Regions from separate parts of the Homo sapiens genome. Here region 2 is linked to region 1. A link is a loop called in an ENCODE intact Hi-C map of the cell type or tissue named here. Cell type or tissue: ascending aorta. All regions are shown on one strand. Links, peaks and the distances in the headings refer to the core of each region. The heading gives the core; the rest is flanking DNA.

Region 1 (10,958 bases), core at 1,273-9,272:
GCAAGAAGGATTGCAAGCCTCTCCCAACTAGTCCCCTGCTTCAACCTTTGCTCCTCAACATAGAAGCCAGAGTGGTCCTATTAAAACTTCAGATCATGTCACTCCTTAGCCTAAAACTCTACAATGGCTTCCTACCACACTCAAGGAAAAGCCTGAATTCTTACAGTGGCCTACAAGGCCCTGCAAAATCTAGCGTCTGGGATGCTCTTCCCTCAGACACCTCCCTAGAACACCTCACTCTTCATTTCCTTCAGGTCTTGGTTCAAATGTGACCTTCAGTGATGCCTTTTTGTGACCACCCTATTTAAAATTGCTGGCCAGGCACGGCTCATGCCTGTAATCCCAGAACTTTGGGAGGCCAAGGCGGGTGGATCACTTGAGGTCAGGAGTTCGAGACCAGTCTGGCCAACATGATGAAACCCCATCTCTACTAAAAACACAAAAACTAGCCAGGTGTGGTGGTGGATGCCTGTAATCCCAGCTACTTGGGAGGCTGAGGCAGGAGAATCGCTTGAACCCGGGAGGCAGAGGTTGCAGTAAGCCAAGATCGTGCCACTGCACTCCAGCCTGGGCGACAGAGTGCAACTCTATCTCAAAAAAATAAAAGATAATAAAATAAAATTGCAGCTCCTACCCCCACCCAAACACCTCAGCCCCCGCCTTTTTTTCCAAAACATGTATCACCATATAAATACATTTTAGTTGTCTTTCTCCCTGATACTAGAATGTAAACTCCAAGACGTGGCGGATTTTTGTACCTTTTGTTTACCATGTATTCCCCATCACCTAGAGCAGCGCTTGGTAGAGTGGGGACAGATGGAGAAATACAGTCTCGGTCAAGTTTCTTACCCAAAGTCTTACTAGTAAGTGGCATGTTGGATTATAGAGCCCCAGGCTTAATCCTAATACTTTACCTGTTATTGACCATCATCCAGAGAGCCAGAGGGGAGCTCGGACTCAGCCAAGGGCAGAGTAAGGCAAATCTGCTTCCTGAGTATTGGCGGTCCCGGCTTCACAGGTTTTTAGAACACACAGAGGTATCTTCCTAGCTGTTTCTGGTCAAACTGTTTAGGAAATCCTCCTCCCTGGAAATCATCCTGGATAACAGAGAAGAGCCCAAGATTTCCTTATCCATATTGTCTAAATGGGACTATCCCATTCCACAATGGATTATATTTGCCTTCCCACAAAACTGAACTCAGCCTGGCACACATCGTTCAAGTTACTTGCTCACATCACTGTGGTCTTAAAATGTTTCTGGATAAAAGTTTTGGATTACAAATTATCTGTAATTTTCTTTGTTTTGCCCTTAGGATAGAACGTAAGGCCCTTAAGTGGTAGTTAGCTTTCTGCTAATGATGGCAGAATACTCAAAACCATCAAAGATATAGAAAGTATATAAGAACATGGCCAGGAGTGGTGACTCACACCTGTAATCTCAGCATTTTGGGAGGCCAGGGCAGGCAGATCACAAGGTCAGGAGCTTGAGGCCAGCCTGGCTAACATGGAGTAACCCCATCTCTACTAAAAAATACAAAAATTTGCTGGGCACGGTGGCTCACCCCATAATCCCAGCACTTTGGGAGGGCAAGGTGGGCGGATCCCCTGAGGTCAGGAGTTTGAGACCAGCCTGGCCAACATGGAGAAACCCCGTCTCTATTAAAAATACAAAAATTAGCCAGGTGTATTGGCCCATGCCTGTAATCTCAGTTACTCGGGAGGCTGAAGCAGGAGAATCACTTGAACCTGGGAGGCAGAGGTGGCAGTGAGCCAAGATCATGCCACTACACTCAATCCTGGGTGACAGAGAGACAGAGAGTCTTAAAAAAAAAGAAAGAAAAGAAAAAAATACAAAAATTAGCCGGATGTGGTGGCTCACATGCCTGTAATCCCAGCTACTCAAGAGGCTGAAGCAGGAGAATCTCTTGAACCTGGGTGGTGGAGGTTGCAGTGAGCCGAGATCGCACCATTGCAGTCCAGCCTGGGCAACATGGTGAAACCCCATCTCTACTAAAAATACAAAAAATTAGCCAGGCGTGGTGGCGCAAGCCTGTAATCCTAGCTACTTGGGAGGCTGAGGCAGGAGAATCGCTTGAACCCAGGAGGCGGAGGTTGCGGTGAGCTGAGATCGGGGCATTGCACTCCAGCCTGGACAACAAGAGAGAAACTTCTTCTCAAAAAAAACAAAAACAAAAAAAGCAAGTAGAAGGTTTCCACAGGGAGGGGAATATCACATGTAGGATCAGGGGTAACAGTGAGCATATAAAATATAAGGGCAAGCGGGGACCATCATTTGGTACTAAAACCACTGAACTGATCCTGGGAATTCTCCTATCCTAAACAGAGGCAGAATTTACAAGCAGTTCTCAGACCTCAGCAAAGGGCCAACTCAGATAAAGCCAGTATATACACACAACAGAGATTCAACCTTAGATTCAGAGCTTAACTCTGCTGGAGTTGTGCCATTTTACCCAAGGCTTTGACCTACTCAATTTTGCCCCTGCTGCACATCCACCAGGTCTTTCTTAGGGTGCAGAGTGCCATCTATTCCTTCGTTGGTGGGCCTATCTACTCTTCCCTTGATTGGTCAATTTCTTAGGAACCTACCAGTATCCTTTTGGCCATCCCTATGCCTCTGCCATCCATAAAGTGTGGGTGACTAAGTCAGTCACATATTTAAAAGCTAATTACTGCCACCATATGTAAGGAAAACCAAAGAGGCAGCTGGAGCAGACCAGGCAGGCCCAACAATTTGAGGTTATAAAAATAGAGAAGGAATGATTCCAAATGAAGCTTCCAAGGAAATATCTGCAAGAACTGGTGATACTCTGGAGCAAAGCAGGAGCAAGACACTGAAGAGACTCTGTGTAAAGCACAGTGGTGGCACTGACACCACTCATCATTAGGGCTATTTCTTCATTCCACTCTTCATTGCTAGCACCCAGTTCCTCTCAGGTAATAAACATATGTTCAGGTAACAAATGATACACAAATTAAAAAAATGATACACAAATATCAAACTAAAGACAAAGTACATACATTTGCGTTGGCAATGTTTAATGTTTCACTTTTGCAGAACTGAAATTTGTATTCAAAGGCACAGAAGGAAGGAAAGGCAGTTATCAGAGCATGAAGTCACAGATAAAGGATGCTGAATAAAAGCATAGGACTGCTCCTCTTTAGCCTTAGGAAAATAAATAATGCAGTATTAAACTAGATTTTTATTTTTATTATATTTCCATGTGAAGACATCACCCAAATGTCAGCGGAGCAAAAGACTTTATGGTCAGATACCAAAGGCGTACAGTTGATCCCACTTTGGAATAAATGCCCAGAAGGTAATAAGCATTATCAGTGAGTGAGAGCTCTAGGCACAAAATAAGTTCTCATTCAGAAAGTGGACAGAGATATGAAGCAGTGAAACATATAGCTTTAAAAACTGGAAATCATTCATGACATTTGTTTTCAAAGTAAACATTATCTGCATTTCAAGAACTGTAATTTTCAAAAGTAGAATCAGGCCTGATTAAGTAATATTTATGACTTACAGATAAAATTACAAAAATAAAAATGAAAACTCTTCTGCCCTTGAAAGAGATAGAAAACTATATTTTTTTCCCTGTAATGTCACAGAGATTCATCAGTATTTCATCCTTATGTCGCTTAAAAAATGTTATTTTTAATTCGTCTTTCCTGTTCTGCCACTTTTAACATAGCAAAACGTGTTTAATATGGCCATCTCTGCTGAGTGAAAGGATGTATTATTTACTGCATGAATGAGAAGAAGCTACAATTTACCTCCAATGGGATCATATCTACCACGTGGGAAAAAAAGATAAAGACACGGATTTTCCAAAAAACAAAAGAAACAAACAAACAAAAAAACCCCACAAAACTCAATGATTTAAAATATCCTATACATAATTTCTAACTTCAAAGCACTATGAGAAACTCTTGATCACTGTGTAGCAAGAAAGGGAAGAAAGAAATTAAAAATTTGGTAGAATAGGAGAGCATTTTTCTAACTACTTTCATTTAAATAACATTGGCCTTACCAACTATTACCTTTCTTATTTAAAACACTGATTCACCAGGTGAAATCATAACAGCATGAAAGTAAGACCAGATTTCAAGTTAGGTGTGAGCACAATGATTCAGGACCACTGTTTCCACCTCACAGAAAGGATTCCTGTGGTGATGCTCCCTCTTTCAAACATATGCCCTCAAACACCTCACATGCAGATTCCATATAAGTATACAAATAAAACGAGTTCTGTATTTTTCCAAATAATTTTACAACTTGATGGTAAATTAGATGTCAAAGATAAAACTATGCCTTTAAAAACATTAAGCTTCAAAATTCATTCAGTGTTTTAAGAAATGAATTATTAAAATCATTTTTAAAATGACATATTAAATGTATTTAAATCTGGGCTTTTCTGTACTTAATTTTTCTTCTAAAAAAAAGTTTAAAAACATCAAGAGCTGGAACATGCTGCCAGGACAGAAATAATCAGAAATGTCTTCAGTCACAGATCCTGGACATCTCAGTGTTGCTTCATAGTTTTCAAAGCTTGAAGTCTCTCTAGCAGTGGAGGATGAGAATAATGCCACATTGAGAACAACCAGTCAGAAACAGGGAATCCCAAGTTATCTTTGTTAAGTTTGATTAAAGCAGAATATAAGTCTTTAGCCTTCCCAAGTTTCTTGGCAAATGCATCAGCTTGAAACTCAAATCTGCGGCTTAGGACTGTTAGGCAAAAAGAAAGAACCTGAAAAAGAAAATGAAAGGGTTTTAGCCACTGCCCACCTCTTTGTTGTTACTAAAGGTTCCATGAGCTGAGACTGTAGAGAAGTTTGGCTTGGGATAAGAGGAATGGCAGGACAAAAGAAAGATCACTAATATTTAGGGGACCTAGGGTGAGGAAATTATAAATTGAGCCTTATTCTCCCCCAAGCAAACAGGCCAGAAACACATATAAAAGTTAAACATCCCTAACCAAAAACTTGAAATCTGAAATGTTCCAAAATCTGAAACTTTTGAGTGCTGACATGAGACTCAAAAGTCATGCTCAGGCCGGGTGTGGTGCCTCACACCTGTAATCCCAGCACTTTTGGGAAGCTGAGGCAGGTGGATCACCTGAGGTCAGGAGTTCGAGACCAACCTGGCCAACATGGTGAAACCCTGTCTCTAGTAAAAATACAAAAATTAGCTGGGCGTGGTGATGGGTGCCTGTAGTCCCAGCTATTCAGGAGGCTGAGGCAGGAGAATTGCTTGAACCCGGGAGGCGGAGGTTGCAGTGAGCCAAGATGACACCCCTGCACTCCAGCCTGGGAGACAGAGCGAGACTCCATCTTAAAAAAAAAAAAAAAAAAAGAGTTTTAAGATAATACATCTCAGTTCTCTGCCAAATTTATTTTTGTTTATGTGGACAATGCTATATGAATATGATCTATGCCCCTCCATTTTTCTTTCCTGGTGTCCCCACCATACATAATAGAAAAATATAATTCATTTAGCTCATCTTAACTCTACAATCTATCCCAAGAAAGAATTCTTCTGAATGGAGATACCTCAAGATCTTCAATATTATTTCTTAGCTTAATTTGGAAGCCTTACCAAACATCATGAAATGATGCCATTGTCAGGTTTGTTATATAGTCTCACATTAACCTATGTATTATCACTCACACGGAATACCCCTAATGAGCTAACACAGAGCAATGTTCTTAAGTTTCATTTACCACAAAATACCCGATTTTGATTTTGTGGGTTTGGGTGGATCCCTCAGGCTATATGGAGGCAGGTGGTCATGGAGCAGAGGAACAGTCACTAAGCCTCCCTTACTGAGCTGTACCAATTAGTGTTTGCTTTGTCCCCTCATACACATAAGATTTTTACCCAAGCACTGGTGAATATGTGGCCTAGGACACAACATTCCAATAGTTAATCTCCATCTACCGAGTCCTTTTAGGTGTTCACCACTGAAGTCTAGTTTTCTACTTATACTTTCCTAAGAGTATGCAAACGTTTATTTATTTGGGCTTGAATTTTTCTGCTACTTTGTCATACTGACCAGTGAATCAGGGGACTAAAAGACTTTGTTTCATCTATTTGTTAAAACTGTACTGTTCTATTTCCTTTTTCACTATCCTGAAAGCTCTAGATTTGAAGCAGGCAAGAGCATATGTGTGATAATTTTAAAGATCATACATTACCTCATTGTAAGGTGAAAAAATAAACTGGAAGATGATCAATAGTCCAATAAGAGTGGGTTGGCTATCATAAAAACCAAATGCAGCAAAAAGCTCCTTTCGACCAATTAATACAGCAAATAAAAAAAAACACAGGAAAGAATTCATCTAGAAAGAAGGACATGAAATTTCTAAGTTATTACCAAGCTGATTTCACTATGGGATCAGTAGCATCCATAAAGTATAAGAAATCACAGTGTGGCCGGGCGCGGTGGCTCACGCCTGTAATCCCAGCACTTTGGGAGGCCAAGGCGGGTGGATCACGAGGTCAGGAGATTGAGACCATCCTGGCTAACATGGTGAAACCCCGTCTCTACTAAAAATGCAGAAAAAATTAGCCGGACGTGGTGGCGGATGCCTGTAGTCCCAGCTACTCGGGAGGCTGAGGCAGGAGAATGGCGTGAACCCGGGAGGCGGAGCTTGCAGTGAGCTGAAATGGCGCCACTGCACTCCAGCCTGGGCAACAGAGTGAGACTCCATCTCAAAAAAAAAAAAAAAAAAAAAAAAAAAATTCATAGTGTGATTTTAAGAAAGGTATTAGTGTGATCACAGAACAAATTATTTAAGTAGCTTTTTTTGAGACAGATCTCACTCTGTCGCCCAGGGTGGAGCTCAGTGGCACGATCTCGGCTCACTGCAAGCTCCGCCTCCCATGTTCACGCCATTCCCCTGCCTCAGCCTCCCGAGTAGCTGGGACTACAGGCGCCCCCCACCATGCCCGGCTAATTTTTTGTATTTTTAGAAGAGACGGGGTTTCACTGTGTTAGCCAGGATGGTCTCAATCTCCTGACCTCAGATGATCCACCCACCTGGGCCTCCCAAAGTGCTGGGATTACAGGCATGAACCATACTGCCCCGCCAGTAGTTTTTAGTTTCACTTTTATTTCAAAAGTAAAATAAAATGTTCCCAAATGTATAAACTGTATCATTTTCTATAAGGGCAAGCTTAAGTTGAGGCTCCTATCATTGAGGGTTTGAAGTGGTCAATAGCAATGGGATATTTTCTCTCTGTAAAAGGGTGAAGGGCTAGAATGGATTCTGGCCTTGTTTTATAACACTGTAATCAGATACAACGCCTCCCACCTGACTTTGAAGCGGAGGCTCCAAAGAAACAGGCTTCCCTTGAATCCTCTCTAGGCCCACTGGAGCTGTACCAGATAGTTAGAAAGGTCAGGGGGAAAAGTAGATCCATCTTGATCAATAAATGAGAGGAGAAAAAAATAAAAAATCTATACCAAAATACAACCTCTTGGAGTAAGGTTGGAGAACACACAACATTCTTTTTCTGTGCAAATTAGGATCTTGGAGGCCACATGTACCTTATTTAAGTGTGTTGCTTCAAACCATTTGACCCAAACGAGATGACCCAAGAAGCTGTCAGCTTAGAATGGGGCTTAGAGCATAAGAAGGCTCACCAGCTGCCCCAGGACAAGCAGCTTCGACACTCATCCTTATAACTCAGTGGATCCAATATGACAAGCTCCAACAGAAAACTCAGTGAAGTCTCCTACACTTATAATCTATGCATCCACTTTTGTCAAGTAACCATTGTCCTTTTGAAAAATAACTTTTGGTTTGCTACTGGGCCCTACTACAGACTGAATTCCTGGCCATGGGATACTGTGATCCTGCAAACTGAACTATCCCTTCTGAACTGGGTGCTATGTTAATCTGTTAATCTGCCTAGCCAGGAAACTGCTATGCGCAGAAGCACTTCATCATCAAGGACAAGTGGTAGATATAAGAGTGGAAATGAAGCAAGTTATGAAGGCACCAGTAAGTTAAATAAGCAGATGGCTCATACTCTAGTACACCAACTCCTACCACCAACAACCCTCAACCAACCCTTACTCATATGCTGTTCCCTATAATCAATTAGTTGAACAGGAACAAAATCAGAGCCTATTTTACAATAACTTAATACAATATGCTGGCACCAGATGAAAGTGGACTGCTGTGGTATTACAGAGCCACTCAGGGATGGTCTTGGAAGGCAGTGGTGAAGGGAATTACTCTCGGTGAGGTGAACTTTAAGGTGTATATCTCACTGTCTACTCAGCCTGGGAGGAGAGAGAGCCTGAGGCAAGGATATATATCCTAATTTATTGGCAGTGGGAAAAAAATGGTTCGGCTGAATTATTAGGGCCTTGGAAAAAAGTAGAGGATGGCTAACGAGATTTGGAAAAGAGGTATGTGAAAAACTTCCAAAATTACTGTTTGGACTATAGAGTTTGACTACAGTTGGCCTAATGTTAATGTTCACCCAAAGAGTCCCATGGTCAAGGAGGCTCTTGGTCAAGTGGGGAAGACACCTGCTCTGTGAAGGTCAGCTAGCCTTTCTCTGTAGCCGCTCCATGACTTGGTCAAGGGACTTATGAATAGAGTGGCCACAGCGACAAAGATGGAGTTAATGTATTAGTCAACACAGATACCCTCCTCACTGGCGCATGCCATATGCCCAATCTGTCCAGAGAAGCAATCAATCCCAGCCTTGATAAGGTACCACATCTCAGGGACCATTTAGCCACCTTGTGGTAGGCTGATTCCATTGGAACCCTTTCCCTCATGGAAGGGGCAGTGATTTTCCTTATTAGACTGAAAACTCAATTGAACTTGGACCTGGACTTATTTAATCTTACTCAGTGCCATGTATCCACACAACATAGCTTCAGGCCAAGGAATGCATTTCTATACCTAAAGATATAGGAAAGTGCCCACAGGAGTTCACAAGTCTTCCCATATAATCCATCACCCAGAACCAGCTGGCCTTTTTATTTTAATTTTTTTTAGAGACAGGGTCTGTCACCCAGGCTGGAAGTGCAGTGGTGTGATCATGGCTCACTGCAGCCTTGATCTCCTGGACTCAAGCCATCCTCCCATCCCAGCCTCCCAAGTAGCTGGGACTACAGGTGCATACCACCAAGCCCAGCTAATTTTTTAACCTTTTGGAGAGAAGGGGGTCTCGCTATGTTGCCCAGGCTGGTCTCAAACTCCTGGCCTCAGATGATCTTCCCTCGTCAACCTTCCAAAGTATTGGGATTACAGGCATGAGCCACCATGCCTTGCTCAGCCAGCCTTTTTAAAGGTCTGAAAATCCACTGAAGATTCAGTTAAGGCCACATATGCTCAGAACTAGTCAACATGATATAGTGCTTTTTCACCCAAAGCCTAAACATCTGTTGGTTTAGAGGTTCTAGAACCGAGAAGAGGAACATTATTGGGATTGCTTTCTTTTTGTATTTTCTACAATTTCCAATGAATATATGGCAACTTTTTTTTTTTTTTTTGAGACAGAGTCTCACTCTGTCGCCCAGGCTGGAGTGCACTGGGGCGATCTCAGCTCACTGCAACCTCTGCCTCCTGGGTTCAAGCAATTCTCCTGCCTCAGCCTCCCAAGTAGCTGGGATTACAGGCGTGCCACCACGCCTGGCTAATTTTTGTATTTTTAGTAGAGATAGGGCTTCACCATGTTGGCCAGGCTGGTCTCGATCTCCTGACCTCAAGTGATCCACCATCTCAACTTCCCAAAGTGCCGGGATTACAAGCATGAGCCACCACGCCGGCAATAACTTTTAAATGAAAAAAATGTTTTAGACCGGGCACGGTGGCTTATGCCTGTAATCCCAGCACTTTGGGAGGCCAAGGCGAGTGGATCGCTTGAGCTTAGGAGTTCAAGACCAGCCTGGACAACATAGTGAAAACCGGTCTCTACCAAAAATACAAAAAAATTAGCCGGGCGCGGTGGCATGCACCTGTGGTCTCAGCTACTAGGGAGGTAGAGGCTGGAGGATGGCTTGAGCCTGGGAGGTGCAGGTTGCAGTGAGTTGAGATCACGCCACTGCATTCTAGCCTGGACGACAGAGAGAGACCCCATTTCAAAAAAAAAAAGAAAAGAAAAAGAAAAAAATGTTTTTTAAAAAGCATTCTAGAGGCCGGGAGTGGTGGCTCATGCCTGTAATCCCAGCAATTTGGGAGGCTGAGGCAGGCGGATCAACTGAGGTCAGGAGTTCGAGACCAGCCTGGCCAACATTGAGAAACCCCGTCTCTACTAAAAATACAAAAAAAAATTAGTCAAGTGTGGTGGCGTGTGCCTGTAATCCCAGCTACTCAGGAGGCTGAGGCAGGGGAATTGCTTGAACCCGGGAGGCAGAGGCTGCAGTGAGCCGAGATCACGCCATTGCACTCCAGCTTGGGCAACAAGAGTGAAACTCCATCTCAAAAAAAAAAAAAAAAGCATTTTAGGGTGGGCACAGTGGTTCACGCCTATAATCCCAGCACTTTGGGAGGCCGAGGTGGGTGCATTACCTGAGGTCAGGAGTTCGAGACCAGCCTGGCCAACATGGTGATACCCTGTGTCTACTAAAAATACAAAAATTAGCCAGGGATGGTGGTGGGTGCCTGTAGTCCAAGCTACTCAGGAGGCTGAGATAGGAGAATCGCTTGAACCTGAGAGGCAGAGGTTGCAGTGAGCCGAGATCACATCACTGCACTCCAGTCTGGGTGACAGAGCGAGACTCTGTCTCAAAAAAAATTTTTTTAATTTAATTTTAAAAAGCATTTTAATGTCCAACTTATCTAGGCTTGTTCCTTTTGATTTTCCAAGTTCTTACTCTGGAGGTGATGATGGTGGTGATAACAATAATTTATATAGTACTCACCATGTTCCAGGTGCTAGTCTAAACTCTTTACATGTATTAACTCAC
Region 2 (10,958 bases), core at 1,594-9,593, 50 kb after region 1:
GTGGCTCACGCCTGTAATCCCAGCACTTTGGGAGGCTGAGGCAGGTGGATCACTTGAGCCCAGGAGTTCGAGACCAGCCTGGCCAACATGGTGAAATCTTGTCTCTACTAAAAATACAAAAATTAGCCTGACGTGGTGGTGCACACCTGTAGTCCCAGCTACTTGGGAGGCTGAAGCAGGAGAATCACTTGAACCTGGGAGGCAGAGGTTGCAGTGAGCTGATGTTGTGCTCCAGCCTTGGTGACAGAACGAGACTCCATCTAAAAAAAAAAAAAAAAAAGTTAAATAGCCACCTGTGGCTAGTGGCTTCTCTCTTGGTTAGTGTAGATCTACATTTCCAACAATTCAAATGGACAGCAGCTGTTGCAGCTGTTTTCACATAATAAAAAAAACTGAGTTGTATTGAGGTTGAATGGAAATGTGAGGAGATGGGATTTTTTATTTTTATTTTTTTGAGCTGGCGTGTCACTCTGTCGCCCAGGCTGGAGTGCAGTGGTGCGATCTCAGCTCACTGCAACCTATGCCTCCTAGGTTCAAGCGATTCTCCTGCCTCAGCCTCCTGAGTAGCTGGGATTACAGGCGCCCGCCACCACGCCTGGCTAATTTTTTGTATTTTTAGTAGAGATGGGGTTTCACCATTTTGGCCAGGCTGGTCTAGAATGCCTGACCTCAAGTGATCCACCTGCCCTGGCCTCCCAAAGTGCAGAGATTACAGGCATGAGCCACTGCACCCAGCAAGGAGGTAGGATATAAACAGGGCTTTTTTTTTTTTTTTTTTTTTTTTTTTTTTTTTTTTTTGAGGCGGGGTTTTGGTCTCGCCCTGTCTCCCAGGCTGGAGTGCAGTGGCGCAATCTTGGCTCACTGCAACCTCTGCCTCTGGGGTTCAAGCGATTCTCCTGGCTCAGCCTCCTGAGTAGCTGGGATTACAGGCATGTGCCACCACGCCTGGCTAATTTTTTTATTTTTAGTAGAGACGGGGCTTTACCATGTTGGTTAGGCTGGTCTCGAACTCCTGACCTCGTGATCCACCCGCCTAGGCCTCCCAAAGTGCTGGGATTACAGGCGTGAACCACCACACTCGGCCTTCAGTTTACCTTTAATAGTGGCATCCACCCACTCATCTGTCAGTCACTTCCACTCAGTAGTCTTCCATATCATGCCCTATTAGGACTTACTGACTTAGGCAATGCCTACTTTCAAGCCTTTGGTAAATTCTTTTTTTTTTTTTTTTTGAGACAGGGTCTCGCTCTGTTGCCCAGGCTGGAGTGCAGTGGTGCGATCTCAGCTCATTGCAACCTCTGCCTCCTGGGTTCAAGCGATTCTCCTGCCTCAGCCTCCTGAGTGGCTGGGACTACAGGCACGTGCCACGCCTGGCTGATCTCTGCATTTTTAGTAGAAATGGGGTTTCACCATATTGGCCAGATTGGTCTCGAACTCCTGATCTCAGGTGATCCTCCTACCTTGCCCTCCTAAAGTGCTGGGATTACAGGCATGAGAAATAGCACCCAGTCCGCCTTTGAAAAATTCTTATAGGTTCTTCATTGTCTTTCAAACAAAATCCAAAATCTGTAACATGGCTAACAGGGCACTAAAATGCCTGGTCCCTGCTTACCTACCAAGTCTTCTCTTCCTCTGCCATTTGTTCTTTCAACTCCAGCTATAGTAGTCTTATCAATGTCACCAACACACCAAGCTGTTGAACCACAAAGCTTTGGCACATAATTGGATTACTCTTGTTCTTTGCCTAGCTTCCCCCTCCTCCCCCAGCTTGGAGGTCAATGCCTATTCACAGGTGCGATTATTGCACAGTACAGCCTCTAACTCCTGGGCTCAAGTGATCCTCCTACCTCAGCCTCCCGAGTAGCTGGGACTACAGATTATTGCCTGGCTAACTTCTATTGATTCTTTAGGTTTCAGTTTAAACATTATCCTCAATGAAGCTTTTGCTGTCCTTTTTTGGTCCCCTTCTCATAAGCCCCTCCACCCCCCCTGTTTAAAAGCACTTTTACTTTATTATTTGTACTGTTTTAATGTCTGTCTTCCCTACTGGATTATTTTTTTTGTTGGGGGTGGGGAGGTTGGGGGCACAGGGTCTCACTCTGTTGCCCAGGCTGGAGTGCAGTGGCCTGATCTTGGCTCACCGCAACCTGTGCCTCCTGGGTTCAAGCGGTTCTCCTGCCTCAGCCTCCCTAGTATCTGGGATTACAGGCGCATGCACCACTACAGCGCGGCTAATTTTTGTATTTTTAGTAGAGACAGGGTTTCACCATGTTAGCCAGGCTGGTCTCAAACTCCTGACCTCAAATATCCTCCTGCCTGTGCCTCCCAAAGTGCTGGGATTACAGGCATGAGTCACCGCACCCAGTCCCTTACTGGATTCTTAAATCTCTATGATGCAGGAAATGAGTCTTGTTCAACACCTACCACCCAGGGGCTAGCAGATGGTATATGCTTTGTAAATATTTGGCTTCTTAACCATTTAGATAGCTTTCCTACGCCTCTGGTCTTTTTTTTCAGGTTATACCTGTCAAATACATGCTGACAGATTTTTAAATCTCTTGCCTATCCTGGTTACCTTCCCCAGAGTGAATCAAACCTCCAAATGCAGTCTGTCACAGAAGCCACTCCTGCAGGAGTAGACCAAGAAGGTCACAGAGGGATAGGCCACTCTCTCTAGACACAGTTCTATATAATAGGGTATAAAATCAGTAGTATAAAGCCAGGAGGTATCACAGTTTACCTTGGGGTAGGAGGTGAGGAGGAGCAACTTTTCTGAGTTTTAGAAGTTTCTGGCCGGGTGCAGCGGTTCATGCCCGCAATTCCAGCACTTTGGGAGGCTGGGGTGGGAAGATTGCTTGGGCTCAGGAGTTCAAGATCAGCCTGGGCAACCTAATGAGACCTCGCCTCAAAAAATAACAAAAATGAGTAAGTTTCTTTCAGAAAAGAAAACTTGCCTTTTTCGTAGGTTACATGTTATTCACAGAAAAAAATATGCACGTTTCCCATCTCTATACTCAAATGAAGAAATGTCAGCACCATATGACTGTGGAGTTTGAGTTGAATAACCTGGCTTTCACCTACACTTCAAATTGTATTTCCCACTATTCACCTTCACAAACAACACTCACATTACAGAACTGTGGTATTTTTGGTACTTCAAATACCACCTGCAACTTTCCATCTGTTATTCCTTTACACTAAATGTCCCTCTCTGACATTCTTCTAGTCAGAAGAGATTGGAAACTGGGCTCCACCTCTATTTGTGCCAGCCAGGCAAGACACTTCATCTCGTTCTTTGTCAAATATAGTAACAGCACCTACTTCATAGGATTATGAAAATTCAACAACATAATTTTATGTAAAATGCTAAAAAGCACAATTACCCTGAATTCTCACAGTACTTTCCACTTCCAGGCCAGTGCTTCTAGAACTTTTCTGTGCCTAAGAATCACCTGGAGATCTTACTAACACGCACATTTTGGTCCAGTAGGTCTGGAGTAGGGCCTGAATTTATGCATTTTTATTAATAACAATCTCCTAGGTGACACCTATACTGCTGGCCCACTACCACACTTTAAGTAACAATGTTCTGAGATACTCCAGCCCTCCCTTCACCTTGTGAAAGCTTCTTGATGGCCCTGACAACTTTTTTTTTTTTTTGTCTCCCATTGCATCTGGAATTGTATCTCTTTAAATGTGTGTATTTAAATATTTGGTGAATGATTATGTCTTAGGCAGTTCAGCTCAGTAGGCCTTTTGGGACTGAGAAAGGATAGATTGAGAATGGAATACCCTGAGGAAGGCTAATAAAAAACTTTCTCCTCCACAGTTCCTTACCCTATTTCACACATGGGCTCATGAAAATGGGGAAAACACTGAAGCAAGAGAATTCTGGGTAAAGGCAAGAATAGAAGTGTCTGGAAGTCTTCATTCCTACTCACCATTTTGGAGGCACTCTTGAATTGAAAAAGCTTTGAAAACAAAGTCAGTGCTTTCAGGTCTGTGCCAGGGTTGGGACAAATTCCAGAGATATCAAGTTAAAATGATTACTACAAGCTAAAAAAATAACCCTTTGCCCTGTATTATCGTATAGTCACTCATGCTGGTTTAAACAGGAAAGTCTTTTTTTTTTTTTTTTTTTGAAATGGAGTCTTGCTTTGTTGACCAGGCTGGAGTGCAATGGTGCAATCTCAGCTCACTCCAACTTCCACCTTCAGGGTCCAACAGCGATTCTCCTGCCTCAGCCTCCTGAGTAGCTGGGATTACAGGCATCTGCCACCACACCCAGCTAATTTTTGTATTTTTAGTAGAGACGGGGTTTCTCCATGTTGGTCAGCCTGGTCTCAAACTCCTGACCTCAGGTTACCTACCCGCCTCAGCCTCCCAAAGTGCCAGGATTACAGGTGCGAGCCATCGCGCCCAGCCAAAAGTCTTTAATAAAGATCAAATGATGCAAGCTGCTCTAACTGGGATAGACAGTGATCTTGGGATCAACTACTTAGGCTTATACTTGAATTATTTTACTTTTTTTGAGACAAGTCTCGCTCTGTCACCTGGGCTGGAGTGCAATGCCGCGATCTCGGCTCACTGCAACATCCGCCTCACGGGTTCAAGCGATTCTCCTGCCTCAGCCTCCCAAGTAGCTGAGACTACAGGCGTGTGCCATCATGCCCAGCTAATTTTTTGTATTTTTAGTAGAGACGGGGTTTCCCCGTCTTAGCCAGGATGGTCTTGATCTCCTGACCTCATGATCCGCCCACCTCAGCCTCCCAAAGTGCTGGGATTACAGGCATGAGCCACCGCGCCCGGCCTAATTGGGTTCTTAAAATCTAGGTTTAGTTCCACTGTGAATGGCCTCACTTGGTCCTTCCAGGGGCTACAAGTTCTGTGTGGTTGAATGGATATAGTTCAGTCTTAGTAGCTTTCTCTTACTCTGGACTAACCATCTCTCTCGTATGAGGAATTTTTACTAGGCCTACAGGTGCTTCTCATGCTCATATCACAAAAAGGGACCTTTCACCTCTACCTCCTCCCTTCGTAAGTGAGGAAATTAAAGCCACTGAAGAAATTAGCTTGATTCCAAAGAAACAATACTGGTCTCAGTCTCTAAGATCCTTGTTTCTGCCACTTCTTTCAACAGAGTCTTACTCAGATCACTTGGATTTCTCAGAATCCTCTGTTACCTACTGGGATCTGAGACAATAAACGACTTGGTTATGGGAGTGCTTTAGACTCAGGGTGAGGTGACAGAATGAAATTCCTGAAGAGCTGACAAAACAAGAAAATAAGGTTTAAGAGTCAGAGAAAAGGTCTTGAAATTCTAACCACAATAGACTGGGTGTGGTGGCTCACGCCTGTAATCCCAGCACTTTGGGAGGCCGAGGAGGGTGGATCACGAGGTCAGGAGTTCAAGACCAGCCTGGCCAAGATGGTGAAACCCTGTCTCTACTAAAAATACAAAAAATTAGCCGGGCGTGGTGGCACAAGCCTGTAATCCCAGCTACTCTGGAGGCTGAGGCAGAGAACTGCTTAAACCTGGAGGGGCGGAGGTTGCAGTGAGTCGAGATCGCGCCACTGCACTCCAGCCTGAGCGACAAAGCAAGACTCCGTTGAAAAAAAAAAAAAATCTAACCACAAGGATGAGAAAGAGATGTTAGTTGTCTGAGTCACTTCATTACTAGCTAATGAAAGTAGTTGAAAACTTCACAAGCAACAGGAAATGAAGCTGCTGTATTAAAAGGATATACTGCTATCCTCATTAGACAGACATCCCACAGTCCAATGAAACTCAACACATCTAAAAGCCAAACTCACCTTGGTTTCCATTATCTTCCCAAATATTCATTCCTTCTTTGTATACCTACTTAAAATGGTTGCATCAGTACCAAATCTTTTCCTTCACTCTCCAAGCCCCCAAAATCCTGTCTCCTTAAATACTTCATCTACTCTGCCTTCTGCTGCAATTGTCAGTAAATACACTCACCAAGCTTGCCTCAATTACTTCAAGTATACTGTTTCCAATTTCAGCTTCTCAAATCAAGTGAGCACTCCACACTTCAACTGATATATGCCTATAGACTCAAATCCAAACTCCTTAGTCTTCATGATTTAGTTCCTGCTATCTCTACAATGATGTCACTCTCTTGTTCCCCTTTTATTGCCAGCATATCAAATTATTTGTAGTTTCCTAGAAACATGCCCTCTGAATTTGCTACGTCCTTCATGTTCTAGGTTGGCATATCCTCTCCTTTCTACTCGGCCAACATCTGGACATCCTCTGGGAGCTATCTTGACTCCCGCAGCTAATTAATCTCAGAATTATCTTTCCACAAAAACAAAAATTTTAAGATAAAAAGAACCTTGTTCTGGGATGGGCACGGTGGCTCATGCCTGTAATCCCAGCACTTTGGGAGGCCGGGGCAGGAGAATAACTTGAACCTGGGAGGAGGAGGTTGCAGTGAGTCGAGACTGCACCATTGCACTCCAGCTTGGGCAACAAGAACGAAACTCTGTCTTAAAAAAAAAAAAAAAAAAAAGAACCTTGTTCTGAATGATTTAGCTAATAATAAATAAAAAAATTACTGGGGTAAAATGTGAATGGCATATTTCAGAAAATACAAGTGCAATTTCAGTTTACATGTGGCATGAAAGCTCATTATGAGTAAACAACGAATGGGTGAAAAATTGTAATTTATTGAAACTCAACTCAAAAAATATAAGATGCTGTAGTGTACAATATATTACACAAAGCACCCTCAGGTGCACATTCAAGTCAAGTAAGAACTCCATATCCCTTTCCCTAGCCCTCCCACCCTGGGACCTTAGTATTTGTTCCATATACAATCATGCACACTTAATTTGAAAAAGGAAGCCCCAGTATATTTTGATGTATTAATTAGCACCAAACAAGTGTACAGTTCCATTTTTTTAATAAACAAACAAACAAAAATAAACCCAATCATTAAACCAACTGGAGAGCTAATGGACTCAGCCAATACTGCTGACATAGATATTATACATTCATGTAAATACACAGCCTATTCTACCCTAAACAACGGTGTGGCTGCTTCTCAGCCTTTGTTCGAGTTGGCAAATGTCCCCATGTTGCAGTGTTGGAGCCAGTCTGTTACTAAAACAAAATTGCTACTTATGAACTTCCTACACAAAGCTCATCTGTCTTTTTTGTTGGAAATAAGTCTAAAATTGGTGTGGAAAACTTAGATCTTTCAAGAACCACCACTGGCCGAAGATAATGAAGCTGTTTTAAGGCAAGCTCTCCACAGTCTGTTAATGCTTTGTCCAATACAACCCTCAGGTTTTCCAAGGAAGGAACTGTTGTTGTTTCAGCTACTATTAAAGGTGGGATTGCAGTCAGGTTCTCATGAATTGTAGAGTCACTGGAAGAATGAGGTATGTCAACTTCAGGTTCACTGTCATTCACCATATTATTTGCCACAACATTCCCTGTTAAATCATTACTGGACTGTGAAGAATTACTTAATGTTAAGTGCTCTGAAGGCTCCCAATCATCAAAATCATCTTCTTTCTCTTCACTTTCCTGAATAAATTTCAGAAATGAAGATTCAAATCCCATAGGTTTGTAAGTCTTCAAATCAAATGACCGGGGCTGTGAATGTTTCCTAAAATTCTCTTTTGGGACATGGGTTGGATTTTTTACAGTGTTTTCTTGCCCTGAACTATGCTGCCTAGTTTCTGATTCTTTGATCCTTGGTAAAGGCAGCTGGAAACTTGTGAAATAAGTCCCACTTTCAGTCCCATTGGGATTAGGTATGGAATTTTCTATTTTACAAGGAGGAGGAGGCTGAACTATATTACACTGTTCTAGGGAAGTGGTTTTGGAACTATGATTACATTTCAAAGTTCCCCTGTAGAGCAGAGTATCTGCATCAAATACTGAGCTGCTTTCTATGCACCCTTTCTGACCTCCATCCCTTTCACTTGAATGACAGCAATCAGTGTTCTGGATGGGTGCACTACTGTCACCCGGGGAATGGCTGTGTTCTGTGCGCTCTGATTCACAGCTTCTATTTTCTTCTTTCTTTATACAGGGATCTGCTTCAGAAGGGGGTTCCTCCTTAATTTTGGTACCGTACTTAACGCAAACAACAAGATTCTCCATCTGTTGCTCTAAATAGGCACTACTCATCTGATGAGTGCGTTTGTAATGCCTCACAATGCTGCTCTCCAACTTCACCACAGATAAGCATCCTTGAACCATGCAGGGGTACTGTGTGTGCTCAGAGTGCTCCACACACATATGGAGGGCCTCAGCTCTGGTTTTAAAACTTATTGGGGCTTTCTTTTCTTTGATTAAGCCACATTTTTTAGACTTAGCATTAAATGATCTCCTGGTGGTCTGATGTTCATGCCCCTGAGTATCAGCTGTTTGACATACCTTTTCACTCCTTAGTAGTCTCTCATTTGCTACTTTCTGGCTTCTAAACAAATCATCATAATAGTCTTTATGTCGGTAATATACATGTTGTGAGTAATTACTGCGATGGGTGAAAATCTGGCCACAGCCATTAAGATCACAATGAATTTCATAATCTGAATGTATTTCCCCTTCAATATTATGCTGTTCCATCAAGTGGTGCTTCAACTTGTTGAATGTATAAAAAACAGCAGGGCACTGAGGCTGGTTACAAGAAAACCTTGCTGCAGATCCAGCTTCGGAAAGTACTTTAGGCTCTTCAATATGGTCTAGGTTATGAGAATCACTACAGTGCTTAGCAAGAGCTTTGGAACACAGGAAGCGTTTATTACATTCCTTATATTTGCAAGCAAATATCTTTTTACATTTGACAAGTTCCCTTTTGGTTCTTGCTTTGTCTTTCTCCAAACATAACTGTTCTTTGTTGTACTGATGTACAGTTCTGTAATGGCGAATTAAGCCTTTTAGATTGGTGAATGAGGAGTTGCAAGTTTTATGAATACAATGGAATGGTTTGTGGTATTTATTCAAAATATAACACAGATTTCCTTTAGCAACAGTTCGCCTGCTACCTCTGCCCTCTCTTCCTTCTTGTTCTTCTCTATGGCTGCCTATTGGTGATGAAATGTCAGATGTTTTACTTTCTGTTTCTTCACAAGATGATTCCAAATCTGTTTCAGAACTACATTCATCCTTTTTAGGATGACAGTGTGGTTTCTCAGAGTTACTACTGGGATCACCTCCAAGTTCTGCAGAACAATCACCTTTCAACCTATCTACTGAACATGGGCCTTCATGATCACACTTTTCATTATCTAATAGTTTGTGAGTTGCTCTGTCACTGCCAATTTGATGTTTATTTTTATAATGAATCCTAAGGTGTGTTTTTCTTGTAAATGACCTTTGGCAAATATGACACTGAAATGGGGAATACCGATGTTGGAACATGGTTAACTGAAGGACTTTTTCTTTTGAATAATTATGCTTTTTAAGATAATGCATTAACAGAGCCTCTCTGGTCACAAATTCATATTTGCATCCTTGAAGCTCACAGAAAAACGGCTTAGCCGCCAACTGTGCAAGGTACTGACTTGGCATGTTTTCATCTTGATTCTGAAAATTAAGGTCTGAGATAGATGAAACTGACTGAAGAGACTTAGCACCACTGGATGGGTACCCCTGCAATGACCCTGAGAAAGATCCATGTGTTATTGAGTTTTTCAAGCTTAAATGTTTCAAGCGTAACAGAAGTTCCAACATGGTATCCTCTGTACAGGGCCTTTTAGAAGCACAAATGGAGGATTCTGAGGAATAACCTTGATGTTCTCGTTTACATTTAATGTGAATATTGTGATCTAGACCTTCATCTGGGGAGTCACTGTTTGTATCTGAGCAGGGTTTAGGTTCTGCATCCAACTTTTCAGTTGTCTGATTATGTTCATTACCCAAAGAGGGAAACAGATCTTTCGTCTTTATCTTTTTGGGCTTGAAATGGTATGGATGAACCTTCCGTAAATGTTTCTGCATTCCTCTTGCATTTTTGTATGTGGAACCACAGCCATCAAAACCACAGGTAAACTTAGTCCCGTCAAAACAAACTGCCATACTGGAACATTTTTCTTTTAAACTGGAGGGCCCAAAGACTTTCTCATTAGATAACAATACATCCTGCATAGTTTCAGAGTGATCTAGTGTGTCAATTAGCTCTTCATTCATTGAAGCTGAAGAGCTATGACTTAACTGATCACTAGAATTACTGTCACTGTTTTCTTTCAGGTTTTCTGCAGTTTCTGTATCTATTTGAGAATTAGCTGATTCTGCACAGAAAAGATCTTCAGGTAAATGTGATTTATCAGTTTGGTTAAGTAGATGGGGCTGATTAATACAATCTTGCTTTTCACCTGTTGCAGACTCCTCAAGTTTCACTGATTTCTTTATGTCTCCATTTGAATTTTCAACATTATGCATTGAGAGGTGATTCTGGTATTCAATTTTGGAGTAATAGAACTTTTTACAGCCAAGGAAGTTGCATGTGTAAGATGCATCCCTAAAGTGTTGTGCTTCATGGTGGTAAAGCTGTCCCAAGTCACTGAAAACAATATTACAGCCATTTAATTCACATTTGTAACGCAGATCGTCATGCTTTTGTTTATGGTTAAGTAGTTCATTTACTGATCCAAACCTAGCATAGCAATCTATAGATACACACATATAAGGCTGAGGCCCACAATGCACTTGTTCGTGCTCTCGAAGGTGAAAAGCAGACATAAAATGTCGTCGACAGTAAGTACACTTCTCTCTTCTATTTTTCATATCCAAGTAGTGCTTGGCATTTTCATCATTATTTTGGTGTTCAGCTTTAAGATGCACACTTAAGTATTTAAATTGCTTAAACACACGGGAACAGTCTGTACCGGGACATGGATACAAATCTCTGTCTTGCAGGTGGCAATCTTCTAATTTGCTGAATGTGACATATTCATGAGACTCTCCTTTGGCTTGG

The links. Hi-C counts contacts between places; a loop is a spot of excess contacts. Peaks named below come from ENCODE experiments on the same cell type or tissue, not always from the same donor. Only the 100,000 strongest peaks of a DNase experiment are listed, where the experiment ranks them.
Region 2: a loop joins it to region 1, with 2.5 times the contacts of the local background. A loop is called at or near these places in 2 of 110 quality-filtered maps.

The regions. Positions count from the first base shown.
Region 1 is chr1:40,286,259-40,297,216 of GRCh38, reverse strand. ZMPSTE24 (zinc metallopeptidase STE24) reads right to left here. Exons shown (of 10, transcript NM_005857.5): 9 at 6,220-6,363; 10 at 3,037-4,772. The coding sequence ends at 4,548. Among named protein-coding and RNA genes, the nearest start is that of COL9A2, 26 kb to the left of the region's middle. In ascending aorta, for the core only: no CTCF peak of the experiment used is centred there; no DNase peak of the experiment used is centred there.
Region 2 is chr1:40,236,637-40,247,594 of GRCh38, reverse strand. RLF (RLF zinc finger) reads right to left here. Exons shown (of 8, transcript NM_012421.4): 8 at 6,674-10,958. The coding sequence ends at 7,148. Among named protein-coding and RNA genes, the nearest start is that of TMCO2, 5.8 kb to the left of the region's middle. RefSeq lists an enhancer at 5,739-5,788. In ascending aorta, for the core only: no CTCF peak of the experiment used is centred there; no DNase peak of the experiment used is centred there; H3K27ac peaks cover 1,435 bases.